Regions from separate parts of the Homo sapiens genome. Here region 2 is linked to region 1. The links are chromatin loops, found by intact Hi-C in ENCODE. Cell type or tissue: mammary epithelial cell. All regions are shown on one strand. Each heading gives the region's core, and the rest is flanking DNA. Links, peaks and the distances in the headings are about the cores only. Region 1 overlaps LOC105373903 (a long non-coding RNA gene). Region 2 has its middle 50 kb from the start of ACSL3.

The links. Peaks named below come from ENCODE experiments on the same cell type or tissue, not always from the same donor. Only the 100,000 strongest peaks of a DNase experiment are listed, where the experiment ranks them.
Region 2: it touches region 1 in a loop (4-fold over the local background); 8 of 110 quality-filtered maps call a loop at or near these places.

The regions. Positions count from the first base shown.
Region 1 is chr2:222,752,104-222,760,439 of GRCh38, forward strand. The region is part of intron 2 of LOC105373903 (a long non-coding RNA gene); the gene reads left to right. Among named protein-coding and RNA genes, the nearest start is that of MOGAT1, 85 kb to the left of the region's middle. In mammary epithelial cell, for the core only: no CTCF peak of the experiment used is centred there; DNase peaks (open chromatin) are centred at 1,638, 4,568 and 5,088; H3K27ac peaks cover 3,296 bases.
Region 2 is chr2:222,806,738-222,815,073 of GRCh38, forward strand. No RefSeq gene overlaps it. Among named protein-coding and RNA genes, the nearest start is that of ACSL3, 50 kb to the right of the region's middle. In mammary epithelial cell, for the core only: no CTCF peak of the experiment used is centred there; DNase peaks (open chromatin) are centred at 3,494 and 6,924; H3K27ac peaks cover 1,516 bases.

The DNA of each region.
Region 1 (8,336 bases), core at 175-8,174:
TCAGTGGGCTCCCTTAACGTTTCACCATGTGAGGACACAGCTAGAAGGTGCCACCCCGAGCCTGAAAGTAGGCCCTCACCAGACACTGAATCTGCTCCACTTTGGTCTTGGACTTCTCAACCTCCAGAACCGTGAGAAAGAAATTTCTGTTATTTAAAAGGTACCCAGTTTATGGTATTTTATGACAGCAGCCCAGATGGACAAAGGCAGCCTTTTCTCATTTCAGCTCACTACGAGATCTCTTTAACAAAGAAATAAATTTGTTAACATGTTTTCCTATGTAGAATAATATGTTTTATATTTGTTTAAAGAAATGTTTAGTGGGCTCCATCTCCCTACCCTGCAGCCAACCCTGTTTCTCCCCCTGCTGCCGTACTGCAAAAGTAAACAGGATCCTCTGAGGTTCTGTCGAGACAGTAGCCACAAGCCACATGTGGTCTATTGAGCCCTGGAAATGCATGTAGCTCGAATTGAGATATGCTGTAAAATGCTCACAGGATTTCAAAAACTTGCTAAGAAAAAGAGAACGTAAAATATCTCATTCATAAAGTTTGTATATCGATTATGTGTTGAAATGATAATACTATGGTTCTATGAGGCAAAATAAAACAAGAATTCAAATTCATTTCATCTGTTCCTTTTTCCTTGTTTGATAGAATGACTAGAAAGTTTAAAATAATCCATGCTGCTCACATTCTATTCCAAAGGATAGCTCTTCTCTAAGGCACAGGCTGTACTTAGAGCTTCTCCTTTGTTGCTTTCTTCATAGATTAAGTTGCTATTATTGGGAGTTTAGGGAGGATTTGCGAGAAGGAGGGCTGACAGCTTCTTAGCAGGCCTGGTGTTAGACGAGACCCTAATGCTGAGGACTTAACTAGGCTAATCCGCTTGAGCTGGAATTTAGTGCCCTCTGTCATTAATAGAGTTAAGCTCTTTAGCGAGCTTTGGCCTTTGAAAACACTACCTGTCTTTTTGGATTGTATCTTAAGGAATGTAAGAAAGGAGTGGGTGCGCAATAGTCAAAGAACAAAACAAAACATATTCTCACTCTGTTTTGTCAAAGGATAGTGCAAGTTCGATGTTTCTAAATTTGTCTTGAGTTTACCTGGGTGGCAGGCCAAGAGCTATTTCATTGCTTGCCTTCATTTATAAAGGAAATGCCTATGACTGTGTGACCATAGTCCTCTCTTTTTATACTACAGTTGAAAGAGATGGAAAAGTACATTTGCTTTGGAGAGGCTGAGAGACAGAAAGAAGCCCTGCAGGGAATATCACATTACCTCTTCCAGCTGGGAAAAAGACAGCTGGCCCAAGATGGGATTTCAGCCCTGTTGTTAAATAAGCAAACAATCTAATCATGCCATAGAATAATAATAAAATGAAAGTGGAGAGACAAATCCAGGTCAACTCCCCACATTCAGCAGCTGCAGATACAGAGGCCCAGGGAGGCTGGGCCAGTTGAGGTCACTGAACTCCACTACAGGGGTAGCCGATATCTCTAAGTGGTAGAGTTGGGACACAGCTTCACAGATAATTAGTTCAGGGCTCTCAAACTGCTAAGTACATTAGAATCACCTGGAGAGTGTTAAAATCCCCATGCCCAAAACCGTCCTCCAGACCAGTGAAGTCATCAGTGGTTGGAAAGTTTCCCAGGTGATTCCAAATTGCAGCCAAGTTTGAGAACCACTGATCTAGGTCACTCCCCTTGTTTCTGCAGATACTGGGACCTAAAGAAGATGAGAGAATTTTGCTCAAGTTCCTAGAGCTAGTAAGTGTCTGAGCGGGGACAAACCTTTTCTTTTCTGACTCTCAATTTTGTCCTTTCCTTTCTCTGCTTTCTCAGTTCACTATTTTTTTAATTTGAGACAGAGTTTAGCTTTTGTCGCCCAGGCTGGAGTGCAATGGCGTAGTCTCGGCTCACTGCAACCTCCACCTCCCAGGTTCAAACGATTCTCCTGCGTCAGTCTCCCATGTAGCTGAGATTACAGGCACCTGCCACCATGCGCAGCTGATTTTTGTATTTTTAATAGATACAGGGTTTCACCATGTTGGCCAGGCTGGTCTCGAACTCCTGACCTCAGGAGACCCACCTGCCTTGGCCTCCCAAAGCACTGGGATTACAGGCGTGAGCCACTGCGCCTGGCCTCAGTTCACTATTCATACATGACATCACTTTGCCTTCCTCAGATATGTCCTTATTTCAGATCTTTGCAGAGGCATCTCCTTCTCATTAGCATCTCGGCTTCCATGCAACATTTCTTGAGAGAGGGTGCCCTGACCACCCATACCACCTCCCATATCAGAGCATCACTGTTTTTCTTTTGGGCACTTATCTCTGTCCAACATCATCCCATGTGTTGTCTGCTTTCCCCATTAGACCACATCTTGTTGGCCAGGGTCACAGTTCTCTTGCCAGCTCCTGCAATTGTCCCTGGCCTGTTGTAGTGGTCAGTAAATATTTGTGAAATAAAAGAATGTTGAATGGATTTTTAATAGTGACATTCTCCTAGATGGTTGTCTTCTAAGGGTATAATTTCAAGGGAAGTATACTTCCTATTATGTAAGTTGGAGAAAATATTATTTAATTTTGGGAAACATATTTTCCAGCTCAACTCTTCCAAATCACATCTGTTCCATCATGTGAGGCTCATCTGGGTGGACAATTTGAATTTACTTCAGCTGAAAAACTCCTAGGCTATTTAAAGGGACAACATTTTATCATGATCCAAAAATGGACTTTGATTAGACAATGGAGTGTGATTGGAATAAGAAAGTGCCATGTGACTAAATGGAAACATTTGCTGCCAGTGAAAATCAAATTATAATTGCTCTTCTTGCAGTTGGATGAATTAACAATGTGGCAATTAAAGAAAGCTTTCCAGGTGAATAATATTACATACATAAATTAACCAGGGCTGCAGGCTACACAATGATGGCCTTCAGTGTATTTGTGGGCCCTCATATTCATGAATTCTATAAAATGGCATAAAGGGACCCTAGGAATACTCAGAGGCCACAGCCAATTCTCAAATGTATTAATGGAAAGCTACAATAAACATGACCCCCATCCCATTCAATGGGGTGAATATATGTGGGGTTTAGAGCCTGGTTACTCAAAAGTGTTCTTCCTAGAGCAGCAGCATCAGCATCACCTTGAAGCCTTTTACACAGACAAAATTTCTGAGACCACGCTCCTGGCCTACTGAGCCAGAACATGCGCTTTAACAAGATCCCCAAGGGAATTCATATGCACGCACATTTGAGAAGAATCAGTCTAGATTTAGACTCTAGATCTCTGGACAAGTAGTTCTCAGTTGAAGATGGGGCACGATTTTGTCCCCAAGTGACACTTGACTGGAGACCTTTGATCATCACAACTGGGAATGGGCATGAAAGAGGGTGGAGGGTAGATGTTACTGGCATCTAGTAGGTAGAGGCCAGTGATGCTGCTCAATATCCTGCAATACACAAGACAGTCCCCCACCATAAAAGAATTACGCAGCATAAAAAGCCGGCCATACTGAGGCTGAAAACCCCTGCTCTAGACCAATAGACTCTGTTGTTTTAAATACTAACATTATGGGCAAAACCCAGTGGCTCAAGTCTGTAATCCCAGCACTTTGGGAGGCCAAAGTGGGAGGATCACTTGAGGCCAAGAATTTGAGACCAGCCTGGGCAACATAGCAAGACCCTGTCTCTACAAAAAAATTAAAAATCAGCTAGGTGTGGTGGCACACACCTGTAGTCCTGACTACTTGAGAGGCTGACGCGGGAGGATGACTTGAGCCAGTAGTTCCAGGCTGCAGTAAGCCAAGATCGCTCCATTGCACTCCAGCCTGGGCAACAGAGTGACAGCCTATCTCTATTAAGCAAATTATAGACTATAAGCATTGGCCAATGAGAACTAACTGCAGTATCCATAAAACTGAAACTTGAAAGATGAAATAATTTGAAAATCAGTAATAACTCAATAGCCATGCACATAACTGATGAGTGGCAAAAAAGAAAATCTATCTTGAGAAGCTAAGGATTTAATAGCAAAGATTTTTTTCTTTCTTTCTTCTTTTTTTTTTTTTTTTTTTTTTTTTGAGATGAGGTCTCACTCTGTCTCCCAGGCTGGAGTGCAGTGGTGTGATCATAGCTCACTGCAGACTTGAACTCCTGGGCTCAAGTGAAATTCTTCTGCCTTAGCCTTCTGAGTAGCTGGGACTAAAGGCATGAGCCATCACACCCAGCTGCAAAGATTTTTTTAAAAATAAACTAAACCCACTGTCATCAACCTCACCCTACTCGTCTCCTCCTGTCCTCTCTGCACCTTGCTCTGGTCAAAACATTGCTTCCTGCTTCCTGTAAACCTCCATGCCTTTGTGCAGTGTTTTCTCTGCCTGGAATGTCCTTTCCCCTCTCCTTCATCTGGCATATTTCTACCTCTTATAGCCCCAAAATGTCACTGGCTGCTGCTCTTCTGAGCACTGCCCCTTTCCCTCCTGGCCTCATTCCTCCCCTTTCAGCCTCCAGCATCTCTCACTATTGCACACACATTCCTGGGTGTCCATGTCTGTCCGTACCTGCCCTTTGCTTAAGAGCCTACCCTGGGGGAATTACCAGGACTGAATCCCACTCCAGAGTCTCTGTTCATTGGGCTGGGTGAGGCCTGGGCATTTGTATTTTCAAGCACCTAAGCCAGCGTTAAGAACCATTGTTCTCAGACAGAGGCCAGTCTCCTCAACTCAGGGAACTCTGAGGCTGCCCTAACCAGAGTCTCTATTTCAGAATCATTTCTCACCCTCAGCATCTTGACCTCTTTACTTCCTAGCCATATTCCCAAATGCTCCATTCACACACAAAACCAAAAGAACAACTGCAATAATTTTCCTTAATAACTTAAGTCTATTTGTTTAAATTTTGGAAAAGACAGGGAATGATGAAGCTGAAATTGATTCACCACTAATCCCAGAGCCAAGGGGTAACCACTGGCATATTTTAGTATTTCCTATCAGTACTGTCCTGGGGCATAGTCATCCATAAAGTCACACCCTGTCCTGCAGATGTGCCTCTCTTCATATGACTACTCCTCCTTGGAATGTCTGCCCCCACCTCCATCCCTTAGCAAGCTACTGGAAAGTCCTCCATGCCTTCACTCTAAGCGTCTTTTTCAACGTATTTTCCTGACTAATCTCAGGTAGATGGAATGTCTTCTCTCATATCTTCGTTTCTATAGGACTGTACATCCACCTTGATTTTGGTGCTGATTACAAGCTGAAAGTCTCCTGCAGGACTGTGAGATCTATGAGTGTAGGGATTCATGAATTTTTCTCATGCATGCTTTTTGGTTTGCATTTTAATCCCTGATGCATAGCACAGGGCCCGGCTGGAAGACAGCTGTAGTCAATGTTTATTGAATGTTGAATTTGCTTCCGCAATTGAATTAGAGAATAAGATATGCTCCTTGGTGAAGCCATTCTAGAGGGTGGCAGTTCAGCAATTGCTATGGCATATATATTTTAATCCCATATATATATATGTATTTTTTCTTTTTTTGAGGCAGAGTCTCACTCTGTCGCCCAGGCTGGAGTGCAGCGGCGCCATCTCGGCTCACTACAAGCTCCGCCTCCTGGGTTCATGCCATTCTCTTGCCTCAGCCTCCCGAGTAGCTGGGACCACAAGTGCCCGCCACCATACCCAGCTAATTTTTTTGTATTTTTAGTAGAGACGGGGTTTCACCGTGTTAGCCAGGATGGTCTTGATCTCCTGACCTCGTGATCCGTCCATCTCGGCCTCCCAAAGTGCTGGGATTACAGGCGTGAGCCACCACGCCCGGCCGGCCTACAAATATATTTTAATTTGGCTTTCTTCCTTTTTATGCTTAACATTATTCACCAGGCACAGTGGCTTATGCCTGTGATCTTTAGCACTTTGGGAGCTGAGGTGGGAGGATTGCTTGAGCTTAGGAGTTTGAGACTGGTCAAAATAGTGAGATCCCATGTCTAAAAAAATTTTTTTTTAATTAGCCAGGTATGGTGACACATGCCTGTAGTCCCAGCTATTTGGGAGGCTGAAATGGGAGGGTCGCTTGACCCCAAGTGGTCGAGGCTGCAGTGGGCTATGACTGCACTATTGCATTCCAGCCTGGGTGACAGAGCAAGACCCTGTCTCCCCCCCACAAAAAAAAAAAATTCACTGTTCTTTGCTTTTGCGTTACTAAACAATTCTATTTTGATTGAAATCAAAATGATAGCAAACAGGCATAGTGAGTTCTCTTTTATTCATGTGTTTTAGAATTAGGCTATATAAGAGATGGATGGATGGAGTTAAGGGGGCATGAGAGCAGCAGCTTTGCCCTTTAACAACAAGAACAAGGGCCAGGCACAGTGGCTCACGCCTGTAATCCCAGCATTTTGGCAGGCCAAGGCAGGCAGATTGCTTGAGGCCAGGAGTTTAAGATCAGCCCGGGTAACATGGCGAAACCCTGTCTCTACTAAAAATACAAAAATTAGCTGGGTGTAGTGGCAGGTGCCTATAATCCCAGCTACTTAGGAGGCTGAGGCATGAGAATTGCTTGAACCTGGGAGGCAGAGGTTGCAGTGAGCTGAGATCACACCATTGCACTCTAGCCTGGGTGACAGAGTGAGACGCTGTCTCAAGAAACAAACAAACAAACGCCTCCCCAAAACCCCAAGAACATACAGCTAGGGCCCTCCCAAGCCCCAGAGGGGACCTTTGAGCTCTTTGTGCTGAATAGACTTGGCTTTACCTGGGAATGATGCTTTACTCAGAGTATGCTTCTGTCTTAAAGGGGCTCCAACATTCACAGCAGAAACACCACAGAGGAACAAGAGGAGGACATATGAACTCTCGCATTAACAGTAACTGCATTAGTCCGTTCTCAGGCTGCTATAAAGAACTGCCTGAGACTGGGTAATTTATAAAGGAAAGAGGTTTAATCGACTTACAGTTCCTCATGGCTGGGGAGGCCTCAGGAAACTTACAATCATGGTGGAAGGGGAAGCAAACACATCCTTCTCCACGTGATGGCAGGAAGAAGTGCTGAGCAAAGGGGGAAAAGCCTCTTATAAAACCATCAGATCTCGTGAGAACAGGAGCATGGAGGTAATCGCCCCTGTGATTCAATTACTTCCCACCAGGTACCTCCCATGATACATGGGGATTATGGGAACTACAATTCAAGATGAGATTTGGGTGGGGACACAGCCAAATCATATCAGTTACTTTGTTCACAACTACCACAGTTATATGCATTTTCCCATTTATTATCTGGGGCATAAAGATCCCAAATAGCAATAGTGAAAATCAGTAGATTCTACATGAAAAATATCTACTATTTGAAATAAAATATTTAATCAACCTAAATTGTTAATATTCTTACATTCTTAAAAGGCTTGCCAGGTATAGTGGCTCATAACTGTAATCCCAGCTCTTTGGAAGGCTGAGGCAGGAGGATAGCTTGAGGCCAAGAAGTCCAAACAAGCCCAGGCAACATAGCGAGACTATCTCTACAAATAAAAATTAGCCGACATTGGCTGGGCATGGTGGCTCCCAGCACTTTGGGAGGCCGAGGCGGGCAGATCACGAGGTCAGGAGATCGAGACCATCCTGGCTAACACGGTGAAACCCTGTCTCTACTAAAAATACAAAAAATTAGCCGGGTGTGGTGGCAGGCGCCTGTGGTCTCAGCTACTCGGGAGGCTGAGGCAGGGGAATGGCACAAACCTGGGAGGCGGAGCTTGCAGTGAGCGGAGATCGCGCCACTGCACTCCAGCCTGGGCTACAGAGCCAGACTCCATCTCAATAAATAAATAAATAAATAAATAAATAAATAAATAAATAAATAAATAAATAAATAAAAATAAATTAGCCAACATTGGCTAATCTTAAAGATAGAGTCTCACTATCTCTACAAAAAGAGTCTTGCTGGGTGACACAGTGAGACCAGTGAGACTCTTTTTTTTTTTTTTTTTTTTTTTTTTGAGACAGGTTGTTGCTCTGTTGCCCAGGCTGGAGTGCAATGGCACAGTCTAGGCTTACAGCAGCCTTGACTTCCTGGGCTCACACGATACTCCCAGCTCAGCCTCCCAAGTAGCTGGGACTACAAGCATGTGTCACCATGCCCAGCTAATTTTTTGTATTTTTAATAGAGAAGGGGATTCGCCATATTGCCCAGGCTGGTATTAAGCTCCTGAGCTCAAGCAGTTTGCCCATCTTGGCTTCCCAAAATGATGGGATTACAGGCATGAGCCACTGAGCCTGGCCATGATTCTGTCTTTAAAAAAATAAATCAAATAAATAAAAGGCAAATGTTACCATGCCAGGGAAGT
Region 2 (8,336 bases), core at 32-8,031, 54 kb after region 1:
ACATTAAAGAAAGTCTCCTGCACTGCACAGACTCCACCTGTCCCCACCCAGCCCCCCAGAACTGCCCTTGACTTCATTTGCTCTGAAAGAAAAACAAAGGGAAGGAGGGCGAAGTTATTTTCTCTCAGCACGTAATAGAATATAAAGGGGCAGGGAGTGGGAGTCTAGGACAGTGTATGGCCCAGCTCTCCTAAAAGGAGAAGCCTGCACTAAGTTTCCCCTAGATCTAGTAATGCAGTTTTTAAAATGTAACATTTGTATGCTGGATCCAGGAACAAAATCGACCCACTGTTTAGAAGCACACATTTGTCTCAGCACTTTTGGACAGAGGAGGTTTGTCTGATTGGAAAGCGCACTGCCTTCCATAAACAGGCATTTACTTGCCATCAGATTCCTCCCTGTCATTTCGACTGGACACACAATTCTTTTTCATTTTCTAATCTAAACTGTCCTATGGTGTGGCTGACGGTAATTCAACAGCTGGGATGTTTTATGATAGAGATAGTTGGTACGCCATGCTAGGTAATGTGATCCTAAAATAGATTAAAGAGTGAAGCCTCCTTCAGCTCTCCTCTCTGGCTTACACATAAAACACAAACCTGGCTAATATATCTTATCAATTCCTAGACAATTAGGCCCCTTGCAAAAGTCAGCAAAAAGATCACTGTGTAAATATTTAAAACCACTTTTAGATATGCCAGAAGAAAGAACCACCTTGAAGAATTAATAAGGAATGGTCAACATGGTTATGACTTTTGTCTGTTCTTGATATTTTTCTTTTTTTTTTTTTTTTTTTTTGAAACAGGGCCTTGCTCTGTCACCCAGGTGGAAGTGCAGTGGCATGATCATGGCTCACTGCAGCCTTGACCTCGGGCTCAAGTGATCCTCCAACCTCAGCCTCCTGAATAGCTGGGACTACAGGTGCTGCCACCATGCCCAGCTAAAATGTTTCATTTTTTGTAGAGATGGGGTTTTCACCATGCTGCCCAGGCTGATCTCAAACTCCTGGCCTCAAGTGATCCTTCTGTCTCGGTCTCCCAAAGTGTTGAAATTACAGACACGAGCCACCGCATCCAGCCATGATTTTTTTTAATAAGAAGAAATATAAAGTAATTAATGCTTTCTGAAGCATTGTTGTAACGTTAATTCTGTTTACACAAATAACATGCTGTGTAAGCTTGACTTAAAACATTAACTGTGTCCCACATAAATTTTTATAGAAAAGTCTGTCGTTTCACAATAATCCTTCAAAACATTGCTTCAAAGGAACCTAGAAATGCTAGCCCACTTCGGGAGGGAGCAGAAACCAGCAGGGGTTGAGAATGGCCAGGGGTACAGTTTGAAGTCAGGGGAGGCAGAGAGTCTGGTGTCTGAAAGCTCATTAAAACAGAGATCCCTGGCCAGTGTGGTGGCTCACACCTGTAATCCCAACACTTTGGGAGGCCGAGGCAGGTGCATCACCTGAGCTCGGGAGTTCAAGACTAGCCTGGGCAACACGGTGTAACCTCGTCTCTACTAAAATACAAAAAATTAGCCGGGCTTGGTGATGCATGCCTATAATCCCAGCTACTCAGAAGGCTGAGGTGGGAGAATTGCATGAACCCAGGAGGCAGAAGTTGCAGTGAGCTGAGATGGTGCCACTGCACCCCAGCCTGGGCGACAAAGCAAGACTCCATCTCAAACAGACAAACAAAAAACAACAGAGATCCCAAGGAAAGAGGTTGGCAGATGACAAGCTGAAGGGAATCATGCTTAACTAATAGCTAACACAAATGGTGTGGGTAAAAATTTAATTTAACTAATTAGTTTATTTATTTTTTTGATACAGAGTCTCACTCTATCACCCAGGCTGGAGTGCAGTGGCGCGATCTCAGCTCACTGCAACCTCCACCTTCTGGGCTCAAGCGATTCTCCTGCCTCAGCCTCCCGTGTATCTGGGACCATAGGCATGTGCCACCACACCAGGCCAATTTCTGTATTTTTAGTAGAGATGGGGTTTCACCAAGTTGGCCAGGCTGGTCTCGAACTCCTGACCTCAGGTGATCCACCTGCCTCAGCCTCCCAAAGCGCTGGAATTACAGGCATGAGCCACCATGCCCAGCCTTGAAATTTTAATTTTAAACAAGTTTACCAACTGGAAGTGCTTATGAACATATGAAATATGTATTATCATCTTGATAAATATACTCACAGATCCAGTAATATATATATCATCAAGTCATTTAAATTTCTGTATTATGAGAATTTTTTTGCTTGTAAGTGAAAGAAATTCAATCAAACCAGCTTAAGCCACTAAAAAAGGGCAGGCAATATGGCAACTTTCTGAAATTTCCACTTGAAATTGCTGTGAAACTGAACCTGTTCTAAAAAATAAAGTTTATTTATGCAAGAAAGATGCCAAGGCTGGAAAAAAAAAATAAAGTCTACTTTAAAAAGGGGGTGACAGGCAGATCTGGGGGTAACTGACAGTGTGGATGGAATATTTTTGCCACCCAGATTCATTATTTAGAACAATCCAGATAAGGACTGCTCCTAAAACTATCCAAATGCATGAGATTTTGGTTGGACCTTCGTGATTTTTATCACAGATTAATTACGAGGATAATGCTTTATATATTCTTTTGTGGGGAAAAAAGATCTGTTATTGTACTGCTATGAGAGAATCACTAAAAAGTTCTTATATGAGTAAGGCAGTTAATCCTGATCCTAAAGATGAACATTCGGTAGTGGCATTTGTAAGAATATCCTTAGAAGGAAACTGAGTGTGGAACGTGGCAAAATTGATGATGGTAACCCTGGTGGAAACCAGTCTATTTTGACTTCTCTGTCAATTCATAGGCTTTGGAAAATATTTAGTACCCCCCAGGTACATTTTAAGGCATTTGAGAAGAGTCTTGAAGACTGCCAGATTCTCAGGCTGTTGGAATTTCATGAGCAAGAAGGAAAAATAAGTGAAAACAAAATGATATAAACTCTGGACCATGAAACAAGGATTTGGTTTTGTGGGACATTCAAATAAATATACAGGCAAACTATTTTTGCTGACATGTATAAAGTAAGCCTTCCTTTTAAGCCATTAGACAGAAGCAGATGTCAAAGATGAAATCAAAGAAGGTAGAATCTTGGGTTAGCTGAGCTCAGAGGGACCCCAGAAATCATCTCTCCAGCCTTGTCATCTTACAGTTAGAGACACCGGAGCCTAGAGAACCCAAGTGACTGGCCCAGCTGAGGCTCTTTCTTCCGTGCCACACTTCTCTTGAAATAAAACACACTGAAAGAGCGAGCAATTCCTAGAAACTCCTCCATGACTAGAGGGAAAAACAGAAGGAAGGGAAGGAGGAAAAGGAGATCCTTGCTCAAGGAGGGAGTTCCTCTTCCAGTGGCTCAGCCCAAAGTCCCTTTAATAAATTGTTCTTAAACTTCAGGCAGACATGTCTGTTCATCCCATCAGTTACTCCCAATTATTCATCATTAGTAACCAACGTTCTGTACCCAGTTAAAAATGAGACGGACTTGAATGGATAAAATGTGGTACATCTAGACAATGGCTTATTGTTTAGCACTAAAAAGAAATGAGCTATCAAGCCATGAAAAGACATGGAGAAAACCTCAATGGATATTATTAAGTGAAAGAAGACAACCAGGAAAGGCTACGTACTGACTTTCCGGAAAAGCCAAAATTATGGAGACAGTTAAAAGTATCGGTGGTTTCCAGGGGTTGGGGGAAGGCAAAGATGAATAGGCCTAGCACAGAGCGTTTTTAGGACATTGAAAATCCTTTGCATGATACTCTAATGATGGATACGTGTAATTATATACTTATCCAAACTCACAGACTATACAACACCAAGAGTGAACCCTAGTGTAAACTGTGGACTTTGGTGATAATGATGTGTCAATGTAGGTTCAGCAATTCTACTAATCGTTCCACTCTAGTGGGGACATCGACAATGGGAAGGCCGTGCATGTGTGGGTGAAGGGGGCATATGGAAAGTCTCTGTCCTTTCTCTTAACTTTGCTGAGAACCTAAAACTGCTCTTAAAAAAAGTCTTAAAGAAAGAATAAGACTATGAAAAAAATCAAGATTTTAAAAAATGAAGTGAGTTTCAGGATAGAATGCAAGGAAATGTTAGAAACGCACCTTATATATGCATATTAAAAGGAGTTAATTGGCTTTTAAAATATTAATCTTAATAAACTTATTGTCTTACTAAAAAGTTTATGAGACTATATAAGTACTAATCTAATAAACAATGCTCTATGACCTGAATATCCCAAATATTAGTTAGTAGGAGGATAGATGCCTGCAAGCATGAAAGAAAGATTTAGTTTTGGATTTTCTGTCAATTTCTCGAGTAACTTTGGGAATGTCACTGTACTTTAGTTGTAGCTTCTCAACCCATAAAAAAGGGTAATAAAATTACCCACTGAGGGAACCTCAAAGAAGTGTTCTTACGATTAATGAGTTGATGATGCTGACTTGGCTTACACACCTGAGATGAAAGGCTGTGTATAAAAATGTAATGCCATTGTTGTTATAATTCCTGTTATTGTTCATACACAAGCAAATATAGGTGCACACGTTAGTCACAGCTAAAGATTAGGCCACCCAAGAAAAAGAATGAGTGCCTTTATGAATTGTGATTTCATTTGCACTATTACGTTTTCAGCATTATTTTAGTTAGATATACACCCTAACTTGAGTTATTGTTATAACAAAATGATTTCAAAACCTGACTTCCTGGTAGGAGATGAGGAATATGTGGAATGTTCCAGTAGCCAGCACTGGGACCTTCATAGTGCCTCTTGGATCTCAGTTTCCAAGTCAGTAAAATCCAGTTGTAGGATTAGGTGATCTCTGACTTTTCTATTAGCGCTGAGAGTTTACAATTCTCTATCACTCCAGCAACCCTGAGGGCCAATCCTGCAGCTGATGAAAAATAGAAGCCCTAGGATGAGTACAGTGGCTCATGCCTGTAATCCCAGCACTTTGGGAGGCAGAAGTGGGCAGATTGCTTGAGCTCAGGAGTTTGAGACCAGCCTGGGTATCATGGTGAAACCCCATCTCTACAAAAAATATAAAGTTAGCCGGGCATGGTGGCATGCGCCTGTGGTCCCAGCTCCTTGGGAGGCTGAGGTGGAGGATTGCTTGAGCCCAAGAAGTTGAGGCTGCAGTGAGCCTTGATAGTGCCACTGCACTCCAGTCTGGGTGACAGAGTGAGAGCTTGTCTCAAAAAAAAAGAAAGAAAAGAGAGAGAGAAGGAAGGAAAGAATAAAGAAAGAAAGAGAGAGAGAAGGAAGGAAAGAATAAAGAAAGAGAGAGAGAAAGAAAGAAAGAAGGAAAGAAAGAAAGAAAGAGCAAGAAAGAAAAGAGAGAGAGAAAGAAAGAAAGGAAGGAAGGAAGAAAAAGAGAGAAAGGAAGGAAAAGAAAAGAGAAGTTGGGGAAGGTTGGTTTTAAAACTGAGCAGTACAGTGATGTTTTAATACAGCTGTGCTGTAATCTTCGTTCTGTTACTTTATATTACTTGTAGTCAGACTTCCTCATCTGCAAATGGAGCTCAGAGCTCAGTGACCCTTCAGAGGGTCATTGGGAGGATTACATGAAAGGCTTAGATAGTACCCGGCACATAGGAAATGCTCAACCAATGTCAGATTTTACCAGGCTCTGGAAGGACCTACGTAGCGTCAACTTCACTTGCTCTGGCACCTGTACAACATTCACCAAACACTCACAATGCTCCTAGCAGAGTGCCTCCCACCCAGTAAATGCTCAAGCTAAAGACAATTTTTTTCAAGAAAAGTTTGAATTGCTTATTAATTCAAATCATTGTGGGCTGCAAAGAGCCTGAAAAGTGTCCCCCCAAACTATGCAGAATGGCTTTTGCATGTGCTCATAGCTGAACCTGGTTCTGACCGTTCATTCATCCATTAATTCATTCACCCAAGCACTCATTTATTTATCACTTATTTATCTGGGTCCCTGTGATGCACTTTGTGTAGCGCTGAATGCCAAGAAACAATTTTGAACTGGACAAAATCCCTCAGGGATCTTGCATTCTAATGACATCTAAACTGCTTCTTCCATCTTCTCCGTCTCTGAATTCTCTTTGCTTGTTTCCTGTTGCAGCCAGGGACCTTTGAGGTGACAAAGCTCCCCAAATCGGTATTCATTTGGAAAGCGGAGAAGGCGCCTGTCCTTCTCTGTCGCACTGGCTTTGTATCTGTGACAGTATGCACTGTGCTTAATCATGACAGGTACCAACTATGTTTTTGGGTTTTCTTTGCCGGGCACTACACTAAATGCCTTGTTTTGTATTATCTCCTTTCATCCAACCCAGTGGGGTAAGTAGTAGGTATAATTATCAGCTCTTTTTGGCAGATGTGGAAACTGAGGCATAGGACGTTTAAAGCAACTTGCCCAAGTTACAGGGCCAGTAAATGTTTGAGCTGAGATGTGGAGGCTTCAAGTCAGAATTGCCTAGCTCTGTGTTTTCCCTATGTCTCACAAAGGTTTTAGTGAAATACTTGTTTTGGTTTCCACTTAGAGGCCCTCTTTGCCCCAGTCTTTCCTCCCCATCCCTTTAAGACTGACAGTCTCCATTGAGATGGTGCCAGACATAGATAAGAATGAAAGACTCGGTGCTATTCTAGGGACCGCTCCTCTCCTCCTCTCCAGGGCCTAAGACTTTTGTCCTGGGTCAAGCCTCTTGAGCATGGCTCTCTCTCCCTTGAGAAAAGGTTTTTCACCACGAAGTTCTCCAGCCCTTAATGCAAATTGACATGTGGCAGGCAGCTCCAGATCTGAGTATCTCTTCTGCCCTATATTGCAGAATTAGACAACATACCCACGTTGACCTTTTCTGCATGATCTGTTCTGGATATGACTAATATATGCAGTTGCTGAGACAAACAAATGATTCTGTTCACCCTCCCAAACCTAGGTGCCAAAGTAGCAGATTGCTAGTGGGCAGGGTGTGTCATCTCATTTACCCGCTCTTCCTAGAAGCACATACATATAGCGTTGCAGAGAGTTGCTTACAGAGTGGGAGAGGAAAATTGTTCTTATGTTAAGGAACAGGCTTAATAGTGCTTAGGCCAGCTCACTGCCTTGACATTGGGAGAGGGAGCCAGAGATCAGCTTCCTCATATCATCAATGAACACTGTTACAGTATATGATCTTTGCAAATTTATGTTTTGGTCAGCTAGGGCTGCTGGAACAAAATACCATAGACCGAGTGGCTTAAAGAACAGAAATCTATTTCTCACAGTTCTGAGGCTGGAAGTCTGAGATCAGGGTGCCAGTCTGAGATCAGGGTGCCAGCATGGTTGGGTTCTGGTGAGAGCTCTCCTTCTGGCTTGCAGATGGCTGCCTTCTCAATGTCTTTACATGGTAGTGACAGAACAAGTCCCCATCTCTTCCGCTTCTAATAAAGGCACTAATCCCATCAGAGGGGTCCCACTCCCATGACCTTATCTAAACCAAATCATCTCCCAAAGGCTCCACTTTCAAATTCCATCATATTGGGGGTTAGGGCTTCAACATATGAATATTGAGGGGACATAAATATTCAGTCCACACAATTTATAAAAGACCAGTCATAACTAAAGTCTTTTTCTGAGACTAAGTCTCGCTCTGTTGCCCAGGCTGGAGTGCAGTGGTCAGATCTCAGCTCACTGCCACCTCCACCTCCCAGGTTCAAGCAATTCTTGTGCTTCAGCCTCCCAGATAGCTGGGATTACAGGTGTGTACCACCACACCCAGCTAATTTTTTTGTATTTTTAGTAGAGATGGGGTTTCACCATTTTGGCCAGGCTGGTCTCCAACTCCTGACCTCAAGTGATCCACCCAATTCGGCCTCCCAAAGTTCTGGGATTACAGGCATGAGCCACCATGCCTGGCCACCAATTATAACTAAAGTTTAATAGGCATAAAAAGTGAAATCATAGTATCTATCCAACAAGAGGAAAGGGAGATGGGGAGATCATAGTAGAATGCACCAGAGGTGTCTGAATATGGGTTCCAGGTACCTAGGGACTAACTGAGAGAAACCAGGGAATGAGAACTCAATCCATTTATGAGGAAATGAATATTTTGGAGGGCATGGGCAAGTGCCTTTCTAATAAGATTTCTTAGTACCACACTTTTCAAACTGGGGGCCATATCCATCTGGGAGTAGGAGGAGCCTTTCCTCCACAATAAAACAATTAAACAATATATACACCAGAATCTATGGTAAAGTAAGCGTTGTTCTATGAAACCTTTGCTTATACACATATTTGTGTATGTGTGCACTGGGTTGCACACATCTTTTTTGTGTGGGTTTTGGTCAAAATG